2 separate regions of the Homo sapiens genome follow, and region 2 is linked to region 1. Evidence: read pairs that join two places in POLR2A ChIA-PET (ENCODE). Cell type or tissue: GM12878. All regions are shown on one strand.

Region 1 (4,000 bases):
AGATGGGGTCTCACTGTTGCCCAGACTGGTCTCAAACTCCTAGGCTCAAGTGATCTGCTTGCCTCAGCCTCCCAAAGTGCTGGGATTACAGGTGTGGGTCACTGCACCGAGCCCAGGTGAACTTTTTTGTTTTTTTGAGACACAGTCTTGCTCTGTCGCCCAGGCTGGAGTGCAATGGCGTGATCTCAGCTCACTGCAACTTCCGCCTCCCGGGTTCAAGCGATTCTCTTGCCTCAGCCTCCTAAGTAGCTGGGATTACATGCACCCGCCACCATGCCCAGCTAATTTTTGTATTGTTGGTACAGACGGGGTTTCGCCATGTTGGTCAGACTGGTCTTGAACTCCTGTCCTCAGGTGATCCACCTGCCTCGGCCTCCCAAAGTGCTGGGATTACAAGCATGAGCCACTGCCCCCAGCCTGAACTTTTTTTCTAGGTCTTCCTTCAAACTCCTACAATTTCTTCAGGCCTATGAGGGTGGCATATCAGTTTCCCCAGACAAATCCTGGAAGATAAAGTTAGACTTTGGAGTTAGGGATAAAGAGAACAGGCTGTCTGTGTGGAAAGGGCATGCTTCATGGAGGAGACATTCAAGCTAGGCATGGAAAATTGGTTAGAATAGAGATAGGTATGGCAAGGCCATGGTGTGGGGGGTGGCCATGGGGAGGGACAGTTAAACAAATACTGAGTGTTTTCTGAATGCAACTGTGTATCTAGGTTTCCCCAGGCTCCTGCAACCTCATCAGTGCTTAGAATGGAAGGGAGAAGCTTAAGGAGTCCTTGGTCACTCTGATGGAAGTATAGTCTTAGCCAAGGTGACCCTGTCAACCAATGTGACCTCCAGCAGTCTTTCTCCAGCCCAGAAATGCTGGGCTCACTGGACAAAGCCCCGTTAGAGTGATCTAATCCTATCCACCAAGCAACTCCCTTCGAGGCCCTGTGCTCTTTTTTTCCCTGTTAAGTGTAGCCAGAGCTCAGGTCCCCAAAGATGCAAGTGGCACTATAAACAGACCCTATCCCCCCAAAGTAATCTGCCTGGATATACTTTGGCACTTTCCATCCCAAGGAGAGGCAGAGACTGGAGCATCCTGACACATGGCATATGGGGATGAGATGGGGCATCAATCAAGATTTGGAAGAACAAGAAGGCATCAGTGAAGCCCTGATCAAGTGACTCCCTCCCAAGGAGCCCTCTGGCTTCAGTTCCACCAGTCTGCTTTTTCCCTGACACACTTCCACTCTCCACCTGTGTCTGCCCTTGCTCATTGGCTGCCAGCTAATCTGACCCACTTATCCCAGGAAGGACAGCTAGGACTGAGGAGACTTTGGGTCTTCTCCTAAGCAAAATAATTTTTAACTTAAAGAGTGGCATCTCTGGCTCACTGTGAGAGGAGGAGAGGTCTGATGCATTTGTGGCAAGTCCTGTGCTCCAAAGGAGCCAGTGAATCTTCAAATGAGCTGCAGCCTACCTTATTCCCACTTCTCCTGGGGTAGGAGGGCTCTACAAGGAATTACACGATCCATAGAGCTTCCTCTACACCACTCCTGAATTAGTCCCAGAAGCTGTGGCATCCCTCAGACCTCCATCTCAGAATCCATCCTGTGAGAAGCTGGTAAGAAACCCAGTAATGACTCAGCACCAGACTCTTCTCCCCTCTCCCCACCAGCCAGAATGAAAGGCAGAATCGAGCAGGCTCCTCCCCAATGGATGGCCACATCCTCACCACAAACTGAGTCATGGTCACACCCTGCCTGATGGAAAATTACCAGGAGGAGGGAAACGGAAGGTTAAACTCCAGGGGTTTGTAATTTCTCAACCTAAAAATCAGATAAATGTTTGAGGTGATGGATACCCCATTTACCCTGATGTGATTATTGTTCATTCCATGCCTGTATCAAAATAACTCAAGTAACCCATAAATATATATACCTACTATGTACCCACAAAAATAAAAAATAAAATAAAAATAGCCATCTACTCTGTACCCAGAACTAATGAAGAAAATAGTTCTTTTCCTGACCCTAGTCCTAACCAAGCATGTCTAGGTCTATGAAGTGAGACTGCTTGAGCCCAGGACTACATGAAAAGTAGGAGGCCGCTGTCAACCTGTATGTATGGTATTTGTAATAGGCTTGGCCCTGTGGAGGATGCCTTGTTGCTCACACCTGGGTTTCACAGGCTCCAGCTTCCCCACCTCCAGAAGAACCAGGCCTGGGCAGAGAAAAGGGGCAACTTTACCTCAATTCCCCCTCCAGGCTGTGGGAGGATTCCTCTCCAGAAACTCAGGGTCCCACCCAAGTTTCCCTACAATGAAGGCATTCTTGTTGTTTGTGGGGTTTTAATTATATTTGTTTTACCTCATATATGTTAAGATATTATCATTTGTGGCTTCTAAACTTCTTAGATCCAAAAAGTCCTATTGCTTTTCTGTGGCACTATGAAATGATGTATTTAACTTTATTACAATTTTATTGGCATAAAAAGATTATTATACAGATGATTTTTTTTTTAAAGTGACACCCATAAGGCTAGCTCAGCTATTTGAGTTTTTCTGGTAATATACACCATTTGTTCCTTCTCATTCCATCATTTGCTAGTACTGCTATATTGGATGTCAGTGATACAGAGAAACTATAAGAAATGCTTACGACTGAGAAAAATCTATTAACAATCTTTGAAATTGAACAGAAATGTTGTTATACCATTTGAGTAGCCACACACCAAAGTTCAGTTGCTGGAACATCAGTGAGAACAGTTGGAGACCATCTAGGATAACAGAGTGGTTAAAAGAACTCAGGTTCTGGAGTTGGTCAGATCTAGTTAGAAACAGCACTGGCTGCGCACAGTAGCTCATGCCTGTAATCCTAGCACTTTGAGAGGACTGCTTGAGGCTAGCGATTCAAGACCAGTCTGGGCAACATAGCAAGATCCCATTTCTACAAAACAATTTTTTTTAATTAGCCAGGCATGGTGGCACATGCCTGTAGTAATAGCTACTTGGGAGGCTGAGGCAAGAGGATCACTTATACTCAGGAGTTGAAAGTTACATGAGCTATGATCACGCCACTGCACTCCAGCCTGGGTGACAATGAGACCAAGTCTCAAAAAAAACCAAAAAGCAAAACTTAACATTGCCAATAACCAGCTGTGGGACCTTAGATACATTATTTAAGATCTCTGAAGAAAACCTATCTTCCAGCTTTGTTGTCAGGATTAAATGAAAAAATATTTGTAAAGTTTGAACACTTTTCAGCATAGAACCAGAACAGCAATCTGGAGTCAGGCTGCCTGTCACTAGCTGTGGAATATGTTACTTATGCTCTGTGCCTCTGCTTTCTCATCTACAAAATAGGAATAATCACGCCTACTTCATAGGCTTGTTCTGAGAATTACGAGTAAATATATGTAGAGAACTTATAATACTGGCTGGGCGCAGTGGCTCACACCTGTAATCCCACTACTTTGGGAGGCCAAGGTGGGTGGCTCATCTGAGGTCAGGAGTTCGAGACCTGCCTGACCAACATGGTGAAACCCCATCTCTACTAAAAATACAAAAAATTAGCTGGATGTAGTGGTGCATGCCTATAATCCGGCTACTCGGGAGGCTGAGGCAGGAGAATCACTTGAACTCAGGAGGCAGAGGTTGTAGTGAGCCGAGATCACACCACTGCACTCTAGCCTGGGCAAAAAGAGTGAAGCTCCATCTCAAAAAAAAAAAAAAAAAAAAGAAAAGAAAAAAGAAAATTTTTAATACCAAGCACACAGTAAGTAATCCAAAGTGTTAGCAAATTATTAAAGTGCTTAGCATAATGTCAGCACCTTCTTAGTAAAAACTAAAGAAAAGGTCAGCTATCTCTAATACTACAGAGATGGGCACAAAGTCCTCTCAGGAGGCAGGTATTTCAGTCAGAGTGGGCTCAGTGATGAGGTCATTTACTTGGTGAAGAGGTTATTTCCTAGACCTGAAACCAGAATGGGAGAAGAGGGCTTAGGAGACTTGT
Region 2 (4,000 bases), 130 kb after region 1:
TATGTATATAAGCAATTGTGAAAGATATCTGTAGGATAAATTCTTGGAGGTGGAAATGCTAGGCCACAGGTAAGAAAAGTTTTGGTTTTGATACTGCCAAATTCCTCTTCCAAGTTACTGTACTGACTTACACCCAAATCCACATATATGGGCCCATCTCTCCACATCTTTCCAACACTAGAACATCTCAATTCTTTTTCACCATTGCCAGCTGGATTTAAAAAAACACATACATTGTTTCAATTTCAATTTGTATTTCTTTTTAAGTTTTAATTTAATTTTTTTTTTTTTTTTTTTTAGAGACAGGGTCTTGCTCTGTCACCCAGGCTGGAGTGCAGTGGCACAATCATAGCTCACTGCAGCCTCAACCTCCTAGGCTCAAGTGATCCTCCTGCCTCAGCCTCCCAAACAGCTAAGACTACAAGCGTGCACCAGCATGTCAGGCTAATTTTTATTTTTATTTTTTGTAGAGACAGGGTCTCACTATGCTGCCCAGGCTGGTCTTGAACTCTTGGCCTCAAGCATTTCTTTGCATTTACTAGCCAAATTTTTTTTACTCTTTTTTTTGAGACGGAGTCTCGCTCTGTCGCCCAGGCTGGAGTGCAATGGCGCGATCTCGGCTCACCGCAAGCTCCGCCTCCCAGGTTCATGCCATTCTCCTGCCTCAGCCTCCTGAGTAGCTGGGACCACAGGCGCACGCCACCGTGCCCGGCTAATTTTTTATTATTATTATTATTTTTAGTAGAGACGATGTTTCACCATGTTAGCCAGGATGGTCTAGATCTCCTGACCTCATGATCCACCCGCCTTGGCCTCCCAAAGTGCTGGGACTACAGGCGTGAGCCACGGCACCCAGCCATTCTTTTTACTTTTTAAAGTTACTTTTCTTTTATTGACTTGTTGCAAATATCTGCCTCATTTTATCCCTTATTTTTTAACCTTATGCTTTCTTTTGCTTTAATTTTTATGTAGTCAAAGCTATGACTCTTTTCCTTTACGGTCTCTTTATTTGCTTACTTAGAAAGGCCTCCTCTACCCCTAAAATTATAATAATAGTTTCCTTCATTTCTGTCTAACACTTCAATGGTCTTTTATCTTCAGATCTTTAATCTCCCTGGAATTTACTTTTGAGTTTGATATGAGGTAAGGATTTATTTTTTTCCCAATTGGATAACCAGTCATCCTTAGGTATTTATTGACTAATACATCTTTTCACATTTGATCAGAAATACTTCTTTGATCATATATTAAATTCCCACATATATACACATGCTTGCTTGTCTCTGGAATCTATTTTCTTGGTAATCTTATTGTCAGGGAAATCCGCCATGTCATATCTCTACCATATTTTGTCACTTTGCCCAATATATAACCCCCTTTGCTCACTTCTGGTCCTGCACTTCTATTTTTATACATGTTGCTTCCTCTTCTCCACCAGACCACCTGTGTACTACATATCATTCACCTTGTAAACCCTCTGAGATCTTGTTGTGTAGTTACTTAATTACTCAGCCTCTTCTACTTCCTCCCTAACTGAAGCCTGGCTCTCCCCAGGAATACCACACACCACTTCCCCTACAACATGCTCTGAGAGGCAGCCACTTCCCACATCATAGGGTTGAGATATGGGGCTGCTTCTGGGTCATCCATTCCACCACCACCAAGTAATAAAACACCTTTCTTCTGTGGTTCATGTCATCCAGCTGTTAAATCTTCAGCTCTCCTTGTTACAACACTCTGTAGCTTCCTGATCACTTCTTTATTCACTTAATTTTTTTTTTTTTTTGAGATGGAGTCCTCCTCTGTTGCCCAGGCTGGGGTGCAGTGGCGCGATCTCAGCTCACTGCAATCTCCGCCTCCCAGGCTCAAGTGATCCTCCTACCTCAGCCTCCTAAGTAGCTGGGATTACAGGTGTGCACCACCACACCTGGCTAATTTTTCTATTTTTACAAATTAGACGGGGTTTCACCACATTAGCCAAGCTGGTCTCGAACTCCTGACCTCAAGTGATCCCACAGCCTCAGCCTCCCAAAGTGCTGGGATTACAGGTGTGAGCCACCATGCCCAACCTTATTTACTTAATACTTTGGATCCTGTTGCCCAGTATTCCTCTCCACCTCAAGGCTGGCTATTATCCTAGATGATTTTCACACCCAAGAGGAAGAACTAACCCATGTTCTGGCTTAGCAGTCATCCAACAACATCCTCCTCCTCCTCCTCAACCACCCTCCTGTGGTTGCCTTTTGGACCTTCTTCTCCTCGGAAGTGTTCAAACTCATTCTCCCAAGCTCTAGTACTACATAGCTAACTGTTTGCTTGATACCTCATAGTCAACACGTCAAAATCAAATTTACTTTTCATGATTCTCACTCTACCTCTCAACCTCTTAATTTCACTGTTTTTTTTTTGTTTTGTTTTTTGAGATGGAGTTTCACTCCTGTTGCCCAGGCTGGAGTGCAGTGGCGCACTCTCGGCTCACTGCAACCTCCACCTCCTGGATTCAAGCGATTCTGCTGCCTCAGCCTCCAGAGTAGCTGGGATTACAGGAATGCACCACTATGCCCAGCTAATTTTGTATTTTCAGTAGAGATGGGGTTTCTCCATGTTGGTCAGACTGGTCTCGAACTCTCGACCTCAGGTAATCCACCTGCCTCAGCCTCCCAAAGTGCTGGGATTACAGGTGTGAGCCACCACGACCACCAATTTAGCTCTTTTTACTCCTTCCCTTCCTCTCCTACTATTTTCCCTATCTTTGTTAATGGCAGCACGAGTGAATGAGAGCCAACATTCAAACTGCTAAGTCAGAAATCTGGGAGTCATCCTCAGCACCCTTTCCCTCCAACCTAACTCCCACTTCCAAGCAGCCACCTCCTAAATCTCTCTTCAGTCTTTCTAGTTTTCTCTGTCCTTACAGCCATCAACCCAACTTCAGCCACTACTCTCTCTTATCTAGACCACTGTTGGCAGCCTTTTAACTGGGTTTCCTGCCTCTAATCCCACTCTACAGCAAGCCCCAATGTAGCTAGAGTTTAGTCACATCACTTATCCTGTTGACTGGACTTTACTGGCCTTCTTTGACCTTAGGATAAAGCTCCATTCCTTACCAGGGCTTATTAGGCCATTTCATGACCTTTCCATCTATCACCTCTTTAGCTTCAGAACTTGCTGATCCACCCTAGAGTTGTGTACTTCAGCTAGACACCTTGAGTTCCTTGAATATGGCATGAAGGCTTCTCGCCTGTAGGCCTTTTCCACGCGCAGTTCTTTCTATGCGGAATACTATCTTCACCCCCACTAACTTCTACTTTTAGATCTCCTTCAACAGCTCTCTAGGAAAGCCTTTTCAATGTGCACTTTCTCCTTTTCCCCCCATACACTTAGGTCAGGTGTTCCTCTTCTGCACTCCCAAAGTACCTTGTGCTTCAGTTATCATAGAAAAATATCACACTCTGTCTGTATCCCCACTTCCAGAAACTGTAAATTCTTTAAGGACGGGGAAGTTCAATTTAATATTCCTTGGACCTAGTACTATTGACAATTAAAGTTACTTAATAAATACTACCTGTACTAAGAATAGATGGGAGGAAGGAAGAAATGCTACTGGAATCTGGTAACAATGGGCCAGGGATCAAAATATTCATAACCTGAGTGCTTATGAGTAACTAGATGTTAGAAGTTACTACCTATTTGAAGTAATTAACACTAAGATGTGATTAGAGCTTAATCCTGCCAGAGGCCAGTAGTTTTCCAAATTGCTAACTGGACTGACAAAGACGTGTATGAGTATATTACAAGACTGTACAGTGACAAAAGCAAAATTTATGCATGACTGGAATTTCTGCTCCATCCCTACAAGCTGTGTAACCCTGGGCATGTTACTTAGCCTCTATGTCTCCATTCTCAAAGATTGGGATAACACTGACCTCACAGAGCTGTTTATGAAGATTAAAGGGCAATAACATACATCAAGTGCCAGACAATAAATGCTAGTTTCCTTCCG

What was found. ChIA-PET counts read pairs that join two places held together with the same protein. Peaks named below come from ENCODE experiments on the same cell type or tissue, not always from the same donor. Only the 100,000 strongest peaks of a DNase experiment are listed, where the experiment ranks them.
Region 2: POLR2A ChIA-PET joins it to region 1 with 5 read pairs; 10 of 35 experiments call an interaction of 5 or more read pairs at or near these places.

The regions. Positions count from the first base shown.
Region 1 is chr15:72,235,924-72,239,923 of GRCh38, forward strand. No RefSeq gene overlaps it. Among named protein-coding and RNA genes, the nearest start is that of PKM, 6.7 kb to the left of the region's middle. RefSeq lists enhancers at 1,170-2,369, 1,580-1,799, cis regulatory regions at 1,182-1,302, 1,351-1,975, 2,110-2,196 and a silencer at 1,546-1,756. In GM12878, no CTCF peak of the experiment used is centred here; a DNase peak (open chromatin) is centred at 1,698; H3K4me3 peaks cover 626 bases; H3K27ac peaks cover 902 bases.
Region 2 is chr15:72,364,541-72,368,540 of GRCh38, forward strand. All of the region lies in intron 1 of HEXA (hexosaminidase subunit alpha), which reads right to left. Among named protein-coding and RNA genes, the nearest start is that of HEXA, 9.5 kb to the right of the region's middle. RefSeq lists an enhancer at 1,645-1,794. In GM12878, no CTCF peak of the experiment used is centred here; a DNase peak (open chromatin) is centred at 1,561; H3K27ac peaks cover 1,846 bases.